2 separate regions of the Mus musculus genome follow, and region 2 is linked to region 1. Evidence: chromatin loops called from intact Hi-C (ENCODE). Cell type or tissue: left cerebral cortex. All regions are shown on one strand. Links, peaks and the distances in the headings refer to the core of each region. The heading gives the core; the rest is flanking DNA.

Region 1 (5,989 bases), core at 465-5,464:
GTCTTCCTCTACCCATTTCCATCTTATTTTTTGAGAGGGCCTTTCACTAAATCTGAATCTGGCTGTTTTGTCTAGTCTGCTGCTCCGTGAGCCTCAGGATCTGCCTGAGAACCATGAGCGTTTGGACGACAGCTGTGAGCTGCTGTGCCGAGCGTTTGCATGGGTGGTGCAGAGCTGGATTCATGCCTCTGCAACAAAAGGCACTTTATTCACAGAGTAATCTCTCGGCGCAATCTTACTGTAGCTTTGGAACAAGTTCTGACACCAGGAGCTGAATTTTCTAATCTATAGCCTTTCTTTTTGGTTAATTACATTTACTGGGTCTCCTAGGTCCTCAGCATAAACATGGAAACATTTTTCTTTTCTTTTTTGAGACAGGATCTTGCTCTGGTCTTGAACTCAAAGGCTCAAGTAATCATTGTCACACCTTGCTTTCCTAAGTAGCTGAGACTACAGTGAGTGCTACCTTACCTGATATAGAAACTTTTGTCTTAATGCTATTCCTGATCTTAGCACAATCCGATTTCCTATTTTACCACAAAGTTTTCAAAAGATAACCAAACTCCTCGAGGGAGTTCCCTTCTGTTCTTAGCTTGCCGTGACTTAACCTTGGGTTTTGAATTTTGTTTTACTTTTTTTTTTTTTTTTTCTTTTTCTTGAGACAGGGTTTCTCTGTGTAGCCCTGGCTGTCCTGGAACTCACTCTGTAGCCCAGGCTGACCTTGAACTCAGAAATTCACCTGCCTCTGCCTCCCAAGTGCTGGGATTAAAGGCGTGTGCCACCATGCCCGGCCTTGGGTTTTGAATTTTGTAAAACACTCTTCTGCATCTATGGGGCTATGGCTTTCATTTTTGTTCCATAAATGTTATGAACTCTTGTCCTGTATTGCATTTCATCGTCTGTGGTCATGTTAATTTTCTATGTTGCAAACTTTGATTTGCCAATATTTAAGAATTTAAACATCTATGTTTATGAAGAATATTGGTCTGTGATTTTCTTATAAAACACTATTGGCATATTTTGGTACTAAGATTATGTTGAACTCATGAAACTGCTGTTTTTCTGAAACAGGGTAGCACCGGAACGCTTTACCTAAGGTATTGATGAAATTCATTAGTACAGCCGTATGTGCCTGGAGTTCCCTGTCAGTGTTTTGATCATAAATTCAATGTGTTCTGTACTGAGTTACTTGAATGTTTTATTCCTTCTGTGTCAGCTCCTGCTTTGCCTTCCACTGGGTCTCACACACAATGGCAAATGTGAGTTCTCCAGCCTCATGGCAGTTTCTGTTTCATTTTAGTTATTACTAGCATAAGTAACCCAAGTATCTCTTTAAATTCAACATAGTTCTATTAGCACTAGGACTAGAATAGTTTGTGAGTTTACAAATACATAAACAAATGATAGATAAGAAAAAGGAAATGTGTAATACATACCAGAAAGATATATGTACAGAAAGAGCAAAAATAATCCAGGGGTAGGGGGAATTACAAGATACGGTGAAAAATATCATGAAGAACATAGAGAATACAGGAGGGCATTCAAGAAAAAAAGTCAGAATCAAGATATGTGGTGAGTCAGTAGTCAGGTCTACAAGTTTGTAGAATTTATGGCAATACAACAACAAAAAATCCCAAGATCCCAAGGTTGCACACTGGTGTAGGCCGGCAGTCAGCTGCTTCTTTCCCTGGCACATCTTATAATTAAAAAACATAACATGATCTCACTTTCATAAAATAATAAATTCACAAATTAAAAAAAACTTAAACAAGGTTAAAACATCCAAAAGATAAAAAGCAGCTTCATATTCTTTTAGATTTTGTACTCATATTTGCCATCATATATGCATTCATATTCTGTACACTGTGATCTGTATTTTGCTTTTTCTTTTGGACAAATATGACCCAGATTCCATGGACATATGCAATCGAATGTTTTAATGGGTCAAGAGTATTCTATTGTATACACACACCATAATTGTCTTCTGTTCTAGTGCTATTATACATCATGAGTATGTAATAGAAACATGAGAGTCAACAATATCCTTAGGAATCCTTTTTTTTTTTCCTTTAAGTGCGACAGAGGACAATGCTTATATTAAGTCAGGTGTACAATTATCGCCCTCACACTAGTGGTCACAAAGGAATTGTATTTCCACAGTCCTGTTAATACTGGTCAGCAAAAGATCTGTTTGGAAGGTGGATACCTTTTCATTTGTTAATTGGGTATTTTTCTTGGAGAATGTCATATTTGGACAATTTTCTCTTTTTGTCAAAGTCTTACTTATATGCCCAAGATGACCTCAAACTCCTATCCCAGTGACTAGAGTGCTGGGATTACAAACACGTGCCACCTCTCTGTCAATTTTTATTATTTAGGTGTTGAAATTTATAAGTGATTTTTCTAAGAGCTGTATGTTGGGAATATTTTTCCTTTGCAAATGTTATGAATATATTTTTCTATGGTTCTTTTTTCAATTTTTGAGGATGCATTACAACTTTTGTTATTGTAGTTTATTTCATACTTGGATAAGGCCTTTCTAATCACAAGGTGTACTGGCTAGTTTTGTGTCAACTTGACACAGCTGGAGTTATCACAGAGAAAGGAGCTTCAGTTGGGGAAGTGCCTCCACAGAGATCCAGCTGTAAGGCATTTTCTCAATTAGTGATCAAGGGGTAGGTCCCCTTGTGGGTGGTGCCATTTCTGGGCTGGTACTCTTGGTTCTATCAGAGAGCAGGCTGAGCAAGCCAGTAAGGAACATCCCTCCATGGCCTCTGCATCAGCTCCTGCTTCCTGACCTGCTTGAGTTCCAGTCCTGGCTTCATTGGTGATGAACAGCAGGGTGGAAGTGTAAGCTGACTAAACCCTTTCCTCCCCAACTTGCTTCTTGGTCGTGATGTTTTGTCCAGGAATAGAAACCCTCACTAAGACAAATGGTTATTAATATATACACCTTGATTTTCTATTTAAAAATATTGCTATTTATACTAATCTGTGTCTTTATGTGAGTTGGTGCAGATGTTCTCAGAGGCCAAAGGCATCAGATCCTGAGAGCTGTAGTTACAGGCCAATTTGAGCAGCAGGACCTGGCTTCAGGGACCTTAATATGGGTCCTTTGGGAAAGCAGCAAGCACTTCTAAACACTGAGACATCTCACCACTGCGGATTTTCTCCTATTTTTAACGGTTTAAATGTTCATCTAGCATTTACTCTTCTCTGAGAAATAAAGTTTTTCTTCAGTTGTTAGTCATCTCTCCAGTCTTCTCCTCACTTTCCAGTGATTCTATTTTATTTAATTTATTTTATTTTTTTAACGGATATTTCCACTGGTTACAAATGATTTGATTTGATTTCAGGATCTGGGGAATCCGTAACGCCTAATTGAATTTACAGAACTAGGGATTAAGATAATCTATAAAAATGCTGCGGCACTTGATATAGGACTGTTCAGCAAATTGTTACTGTCAATGTCTCTCACACACACAGGACTTCTGCTTTCTCTATTCTGATCGTGAATGTGTCTCCCACATACCTCCTTTATATAACCTACCCATAATAGTATGCACCCTCATTTCTAGAAAAAATGGTGACAGCTCAGTTACCACTCTACCCAGAGCCCGGATCTAGTCATCTCCTGCATGTTCATGAGAGGTGAAGATAAGCTGTGCTTCATAATGCACTGTGGCGATCCAAGGCCACAGTATGGAGGCACTCAGCAAGCATGGGTATAGACGGGATGCATGTTTCTCCCATCGCCCACCCTGAAACGCGAAAAGCCTAATTTACCTTAGCTTTTAGGTCACAAATATTATCAAAGCTGTCACCAAGTGTCAATTTAGTTTGCAGCCTGGAGACCAGGAGCCCACCCTGTTATATTACCCCTAAGAGCAGGCGGGCCTACAGGATGGGCCTGGGGCAGGAAGGAGGTCCTGACCTGACTTCCCTGGTGGCAAGCTGGGGGCGACTCCGCACTCACAGGCTGACTGGGTGCCAGAGCCCGGAAAATCCGCCCAGCAGGCACGATGACAAGGCGGGCGGGAACAGAGGTGGCGGCGAAGAGCACCGTCCAAGCCCTCCGAGAAGGAAGTGTGACAAGGGCACAGAGTCCCTCAGCCCACCGGGAGTCGGGCGTGAGGTGACATCTGCCGTTCCCCGGGCTCGCGGGCTTCGGTGCGGCCCACAGGGACGTCCCAGAGTGGCATCCTCACTTTTTTTTTTCCCCCACAGCGGCAACAGCTACCCGCGTAACCGTCAGCCCGCTCCTCTCACCAACGGCTCGGACCTTGGGCGGCGCGCGGTGCTGATGACGTAGGACGGGGAGGCGGGACTTCCTGCCTCGCGCCTCGCCGGGGCTCGGGACGCGCGCGGTCCGCTCGGGAGTGGCGGACGGCGGGCTGAGGGGGCGGCGTGTCGGCCGAGGAGGGCGGGCCGCGGAGGAGGAGCCGGCCTTGCAGCCGCCGCCCTCTCAGCCCTCCGAGTTTCCCGGGCTACCTCAACCTTTCCCGAGGCGTGGGTGCCCTCGCGGACCGTCCGGCTCCTCGGTTCGCCTCCAGCCCCGCGGCGGCAGCGGCCGCTTGGACCGCTCCGGGCCCCACACCCCAGCCGGTGGGACCGTCCCGAGCCCTCGGCCCCAATGCCTGGGAGAGCAGAGCGGAGTGGGTGGCGGTGGTTGGAGCTGTGCCGGGGGCTCCCGGTGGCGAGCGCGGCTGCTGTGCTGGGGCGAGCAGCGGGGACCGTGTGTGAGTTTGGTAAGTCACCTCTCTTCTTTTTAGGCGTGCTGGGCGTCTGCTTGGAAGCCTGCGGCACTCCGCGCCCGCCCTTGGACCCGGGTTTTGTTTCCTGGTGAAGCAGTGTTAGCCGGTGTTAGGAAGGCAGGCCCTGAGATGAGTTCTGGATGCAAGGTTTTTCTTTTCTTTTTCTTTTTTAAAGCACGTGAAACTCCTTTCGGGGCTCTTTGGTGCACTGCGGCACGGTAGCCAGCGGAGTCATGGGGTTAGTGTAAAGCACCTCTAGGTTAATTGGTGGGGGAAAAGCCACGCTGTCATCATTTTCCTTGTCCTTAAAGGTAGTCATAGCAGTGAGGTTTGCGGATGTTGCTGAGGTAAGGTCTGAACTGTGGGAAGTGTATTTTGGGCTTGGTACTTTGGCAAGTTCTTAGTCCAGTTTCTGACTATGATAAAAAGACTCTTGGCTTTTTAAAAATGCCCTAGAGGGCATTTAAGTGTCTTTAAGTCTTTGCTTACCTTCTAATTATCAGACCACTTTCTTCTCGAACATGTTGAGGATCAGGCTAAATTTGTTCTGATGATTTTTTTTTAAATATGTAGTGAATTCATAATATGTTCAGGCTGTTAGTATAAAGTACTAAACTGAGATTTAAAGTACCGAGTAGGTTGTTAAAGCCGTGCTTCTGTTACCAAGCAACATCACCGTAAACAAGTCTAATATTCAACTAGAACATAAGTAAATGTGGCCTGTTAATCTGAGTTTGGAGCGAGTTGGAGCTCTTCAGATTTATGCTTTTAGTTTATAGGTGGCTACATTTGTTGCCTTTTGTAGTCAGATTTCAAATAAATTTTATCTAGAATTATTAGAACACTTTGATTGTTTTTGTTGTCACACAAGACTATGGAGAGTTGTAAATGGATTTGAGTTCTTTTTGGTTGTTACATATTCCGGAGTATGCTGGGTATTTCTCTTTGAGTATTTCTTTTCTAATGAGATAAAGTATGCAATCTGTATTTAATAATATTCTTAAATAAAAAGATTATAGCAATTTAGAGTTACATACATTTGAGAGATTGTGAAACAGTACAAGTTTTTAAGCCTTGGCTTAGCAGTAGCCTTGGTCTACATTTGTTGAACCCTTAGTGATATAACTTGAATGGTAAACTAAGTTTTTATTTTAATTTACTTTATTAAGTGTTCTGTTTGGTGGGGAAAGCATTAAAGACATGGTCTAGCTTTGTATCCCAGACTTGCTTTGAAT
Region 2 (5,989 bases), core at 616-5,615, 780 kb after region 1:
TCCCTAATTCTCAGAGGATAAGGGGAGGGGGTTAGTGGAAGAAGCTATGGGGGGCTAGGAGTTGGGGGGCTGTGATTAGGATGTAAAGTGAATAAGTAAACAAACTAATGGGGAAAAAAAAGACACTGGACTTTGCTCGGATCGGCTGTATGCCGTGGCAACTTCAGCCTAACCAACCATGCTAGGAGGTAGAGATCCTCTAGACATGGATGCAGGGGAAGTGGGCCTTTCCTAAAAGAATGAAGGTTGAAAAACTGGGTCCTTAGAATTAGAGATGTTCACATCAAACCTCAAGTTTGCTACTCGACATTGATGTATCAATATCAAAGTCAGCACAGATGTTTTTATTAATAAAGTTATTGCATTAGGAGAGCTCAGAGGCCAGGGTAAATCCTTAGCACAGGCAGATGCCCAAATGTTTCCCAGGTGGCTATATTCTTTAAAAAACAAGCTCTCCCTGCCCTGAGGCCTCGGGGGTTCCCTTTGGTCCTCTGAGACTCAGAGAGTAAACTAAAACTGAGCTTCACCTCTTAGTCTGATCTCTGTTTTACCTGGAGAGGGGGAGGGGGAGGAGGGGGAGAAGGAGGAGAGGGAGAGGGAGAAGAAGAGGGAGAAGAAGAGGGAGAAGAAGAGGGAGAAGAAGAGGGAGAAGAAGAGGGAGAAGAAGAGGGAGAAGAAGAGGGAGAAGAAGAAGAAGAAGAAGAAGAAGAAGAAGAAGAAGAAGAAGAAGAAGAAGAAGATGACGACGATGACAACAACAACGATAACAGGACCAAACAACGTGGCTGGCTTTGATCTTGCTATGTAGCTAAGAATGGCCTTGAACTGCTGATCCTTCTTCTTCCCAGATCACCATATTTGGCTTATGTGATGTTCAGCATCAAACTCAGGCCTCCAGGCTTTTGAGGCAAGCCCTCCACTCACTGAGCCCTATACCCAGCCCTTGCTTACTTGCTCACTTTTATCTAGGTTACTTACATTTTCATACATTTTCGTTCTCCCCTTCCTTACCTTTCTGATTGGATAAACCACAGTGCTTTAAAAAAAAAAAAAAAAAAAAAAGACAGGTCTGGCTGTCCTGGAACTCACTATGCAGACCACTATGTAGACCAGGAACTCACAGAGATCTGCCTGCCTCTGCCTCCCAAGAGCTGGGATCAATAGCATGCTGCATTACACCCAGCTATAATCACAGCTTAAAAAAAACAAAAACAAACAAAAAAAAAAAACAAAAAAAAAAAAAAACAGGGAAGATTCTTCTTTAAAAGAAAATAGGGAAGCTGATCCTCTTTTCTAAGAGCTGTTTTCCCCTGAAAAGAAGCAGGACTCCTTAACAAAAAGGCAGATTCCAGAGCTAGGGCTGGCAGCTTGTCTCCACAGCTTATCGTGCAGCAGGATGAAAGGATGCGCAAAAGTGATGACATGCCAGACAGCTGCAGGGGAGCCTCGTCTTGCCTGACTTCCACTTGGGTCTCAAACCATCCAGCCTATATCCCCCCCCCCTCCCACCCCACTCCCGTCTAGAAGCTCAGTCCTTCAACTTCTGGCCATCACCTTTATTCTGAGTCCTCAGACACCTCCTGCTAGGACATCTTCCCTGTCTTGTAAATATATGGGCTCTTTCTTGAGGCTCTGATTTCAGCCTTCTCGTTTCTTTTTCTATTTCTTCTTCAGCAATCTTGGCTCTTCCCAGCTTCCCTTGTCATTTGAAACCCCTCAACCTCTATTGGTGAGTGTATTGGCATGGAAGCTGTTACTTAGAGACTGTGTTTGCTAGAAAGTATCACTTCTTCCCTGGGCCCACAAACTAACTAAGAGCAGAGGGTTAGCCTGGCATCTGGGCCTTGACATTCATTTTGAATCAGCCTTCATCTTAAAACTGAATCACACACACACACACACACACACACACACACACACACACACACACACACACACAGAGTCGGCAGTGGTGAGGCATGTCTTTAATCCCAGCACTATGGAGACAGAGGCAGGTGGATCTCTTTTAGTTCAAGGACAGCTTGCTTCATAGAGCTAGCTCTAGGACAGCCAGCACTACACAGAGAAACCCTATTGTAGTAACAATTTTGGAATTTTGGTTTCTTTAAAAAAAAAAACAGAAATATTATAAGAAAAAAATTTTTTTAATCCTAGTTATGTGGAAATGGAGATGTGTCAGATTACCCACAACAACTGACTATGAGTTGCCTCGTGTTCTAGCAGGGGCATGATTTTATCAGAGGCAGATAGTTTCTGCAATTGTGTATGTTTGGAATCCTGGGGACTTTTCAGGGGTACATAAATGCTAGAGCCCTGAGAGGCAGGGTGGGTTGTTGGTTTTTTGAATTTTTGGTGTTGGTTGTGGCTTGTTATGTAGTCATGCACAAAGAAGAAAGAAGAAATTAGATATCCCAACAGTGACAAAGATCAAACTTGTCCCAAGGAAGTCTAACGACATTGTCCCATTTCCTCCTGTCCTTTCTTTTCTAGTGTTAGGGGGTTGGAAGTGTGGAGAAGGCTAGAAAAGAGTGGGAGAAAGAAGTCACAAAGTAGCAAGGGACAGCTACATCTTATCTCCAGATTTTAAAAAGAAAAGAAACAAATGAGCTGAAAATATGGAGATTTGGGGATGGATCAGATTACCCACAACTGACTATGATTTGCCTCCTGCTCTAGCAGGGGCATTAGTGACTGGGCATCTCCCTATCAGCCTTGGACTGCCCTGACTCCCACCCTGACAAGGTAATTGAAAGTTCCCCTACCCCTTCTCCCACCTTCCATCCCAAGAATAGCAACGTCTCACAGAAAGATCACACTGCGATGATATCATCCTCCGACCGATAAGGACCCACTCAGGCCACCTTTGCAGAAGCAGAACTGAGGCTAGAGTCCAGTCTGACGAAGACTGGCCCCTGCACTGCTTCTCCATTTAACCCAAAAATTCACGATGGGCTGCGATGCCCACTAGCCATCTTCTCAACATAGCTAAACGCTGGCTAAAATTGTTTTCACCAAGACCCCCAGAATGGAACATTTGCCCTACGTGGTTACTAACATAATGTCTCAGTTACTGCTCGATTGCTCTGAAGAAACATCATGACTTAGGCACCTTATAAAAGGAGACATTTAATCGGGGGCTTGTATCAACATACAAAGATTTATACCAATGACAACCTTAAACCTGTATCAATATACAATAATCCATATCAATGTAAACAAATTAACCTTATTTGAGAAAAGCAATAGCTCTACATTGATGATGAGCTACCCTTTTATTCTGTTATTCCTAGATGATAATTCTATACAGCCTTCTCACTAGCAGGAAATAATCCTTATGTCCATATTCTTCAACCACTGACTACCAGGAACACATGTGGAGCTAAATAAGATGAGTTTATCACTCAACACAATGAAAAAGAACAGTCAGCATGGGCAACCTTGAGGTATCTCAGAAGAATGTGAGGAAATCTGTTACAGCATTTGGGATTAGGCTGGTACAGTGTACAGCATTTAAGGAAGCAGGCATAGCTCTAGACTGAATATAGTCAGAGAGCAGGGGTATTTCATGACTGAGAATCCTAAGAAACCTTGGTTCTCCAAGGAGGGCAAACCAAAGCAAGGGTAAAGCTGTAGCCAGTGATCGTTTTTCCTGAGAGAGGGATGTTAGTCATCTTGTGGTTGGCACAATAATTCTATTCTTAACTATGCTAGGTGAATCGTGAAGTGAACATTGGGTGTCTCATTTCATACAGGCCCCAAGGACATTGCCCAGATGCTGTAAGATCATATACCCAACAGGAAAACACAGGCCTCACTGCCAAAGCTGGGTCATCTGGATGTCAAGAGCTGTGGTGTGTGTGTGTGTGTGTGTGTGTGTGTGTGTGTGTGTGTGTGCGCATGGGGGTATGTGAGTATGTATGTGACTGTGAGTTATGTGATTGTATGAGTGTATAACTGTGCGTGAGTGTATATGATTGTATGTGATTGTATGTATGTGATTGTATAACTTGTGTGAGTATGTATGAGTGTGTAACTGTGTGTGTGAGTGTATGTGATTGTAAATATGTGTATGAGTGTGTAACTTGTGTGAGTGTATGTGATTGTATGGATGTGTGTGAGTATATATGAGTGTGTAAGTGTGTGAGTATATGTGATTGTATGTGTGTGTGTGAGTGTGTAACTGTGTGAGTGTATGTGATTGTATTGTATGTGAGTGGGTGTAACTGAGTGTGAGTGTGTAACTGAGTGTGTGTATGAGTGTATATGTATATGAATGTGTGAGTGTGGGTGTATGTGATTGTGAGTATGTGAGTGTACATGAGTGTGTGAGTGTGTAACTGTGTGTGTGAGTGTATGCCTCACCCCGTCTCATCCGTCATCACTCATGTTCATTCCTGTACGGATTAGTGGTCAAGTCCTGCTCACATGACTATGTCTGTCTCTCTGAAATCCAGCCTCTCCTCCTATCCTTTCTGCTGTTTTCCTAACCCCAACCATTGTCAGCTGTCATCCTCATCACTACGTCACGTAATGGTGTCTCTGACATTCCATCTTGTTCCTATTCCAATCTGTCCTTCCCTATCCACCCTTTAGCAAGAATGAGGTTTCTAAATGCGTCATCCCCTGCTAAAATTCTTCCTTGGTGGGTATCGACAGCTGTGTGCTAACATTACACGGCAAAAATAAAAACCAGTGCGGTTAGCAATGCAAATAAATGTTCTCTCTTCCCAGCGAGGAATCAAGAAGAGCAGAAAGTATATTTGCATTAAAAAATCATCCAAATTTAGAGCCTCTTTTGGTATTCTGACCCCCTCTTAGGGTATTATGACTCAGTGAGAACCTGCTGGATGGCACGACTACTTAAAAAAAACAAAAAACAAAAAAAACTAAAAACCTTAATGTGTTACTGGCACCATTAGCACAATGAAAGCATCCTGAGCAAGAAAACTGCGCTCAGTTCTGGGTAACACATTCTCAGAGAGATGCTATTAAAAGGATGAATGAATGTATAGCTCAAAGGGGGAGGGGCAACCAAAATTGGGGAGGTTTGGAGAACATGCCATACGGATAATGGGGGGGGGGGTGAATAATAATGAGATCTGACAAATGCTTTTGAGTATCTAAAGAGCTGTCGCCTGTGAAATGGAGTCCATTTATTTTGTGATTTTAGGGATAGGATCAAGTGTAAGAATTACAAGCCATAGAAACACTGCTTTCATCCCAAGGAAGTAAACACTTTATAATAAGACCGCCTAGTAATGGAGTGAAGAACAGAGACTTGTATTATAAGAGTTTATATCACTAGAGGGAAAACAGGGTCATGCAGACAGCAGCGCAGACAATAGCTCTCTCCGTGGAATAGATTCTCTCCTTCCACCTCTATGTGGGTTCTGGGAAGCACAGTTGGTTTGCCAGGTTTGAGCTGTAAGTGCCTTAACCCGCTGAGCAATTTCACCGGCCCGGCCCTCTCAATGAGACCCCAATAGCAGAGGAAATAAGATGAAGAACTGATAAACGGCACTAGATTAAAATGCCTCCACGCAGCAAAAGAAAACGATCAATAGAAAAAGCCACAGTCTACAAAATAAGAAAAAAGGAATCGTATTCATCTGATAAGGAGCTAATATCTAGAATATATAAAGAACAGTAAAAGAATGAGTAATCCAACCAACTGGTAGGCAGATGAACAAAAGAGATACTGATCAAATTTTTAAAGGGGGGGCAATAAACACATGAAAAAATGTTTGGCATTCTTAACCATCAAGAAAATGCAAATCAAAAAGTACACTGAAGCATCCCAATGTGTATATTCATGCTCCACCCCCACGGCTCGGTGGGGAAGACGGGCCAGACCAAGGTCCCCCACCTTCATCCCAGCACTTGGGGGTGGAGACCGACAGACACTATGAGAGATCCTGTCTCAAAAACAAACAAATATTCCTACATTGTGATTTCATGTGGTCCAAGTCAGAATGGCTTTCATGAAGAA

The links. Hi-C counts contacts between places; a loop is a spot of excess contacts. Peaks named below come from ENCODE experiments on the same cell type or tissue, not always from the same donor. Only the 100,000 strongest peaks of a DNase experiment are listed, where the experiment ranks them.
Region 2: it touches region 1 in a loop (11-fold over the local background); 2 of 42 quality-filtered maps call a loop at or near these places.

What each region holds. Positions count from the first base shown.
Region 1 is chr10:94,684,299-94,690,287 of GRCm38, forward strand. It overlaps Cep83 (centrosomal protein 83), which reads left to right and starts at 4,492. Exons shown (of 16, transcript NM_029852.2): 1 at 4,492-4,748. It overlaps Cep83os (centrosomal protein 83, opposite strand), which reads right to left and starts at 4,315. Exons shown (of 3, transcript NR_015524.1): 1 at 3,935-4,315. In left cerebral cortex, for the core only: no CTCF peak of the experiment used is centred there; DNase peaks (open chromatin) are centred at 2,756, 3,179, 3,633, 4,042 and 2 more places; H3K4me3 peaks cover 2,471 bases; H3K27ac peaks cover 2,140 bases.
Region 2 is chr10:95,467,674-95,473,662 of GRCm38, forward strand. No RefSeq gene overlaps it. Among named protein-coding and RNA genes, the nearest start is that of Mrpl42, 31 kb to the right of the region's middle. In left cerebral cortex, for the core only: no CTCF peak of the experiment used is centred there; DNase peaks (open chromatin) are centred at 3,587 and 4,620; H3K27ac peaks cover 511 bases.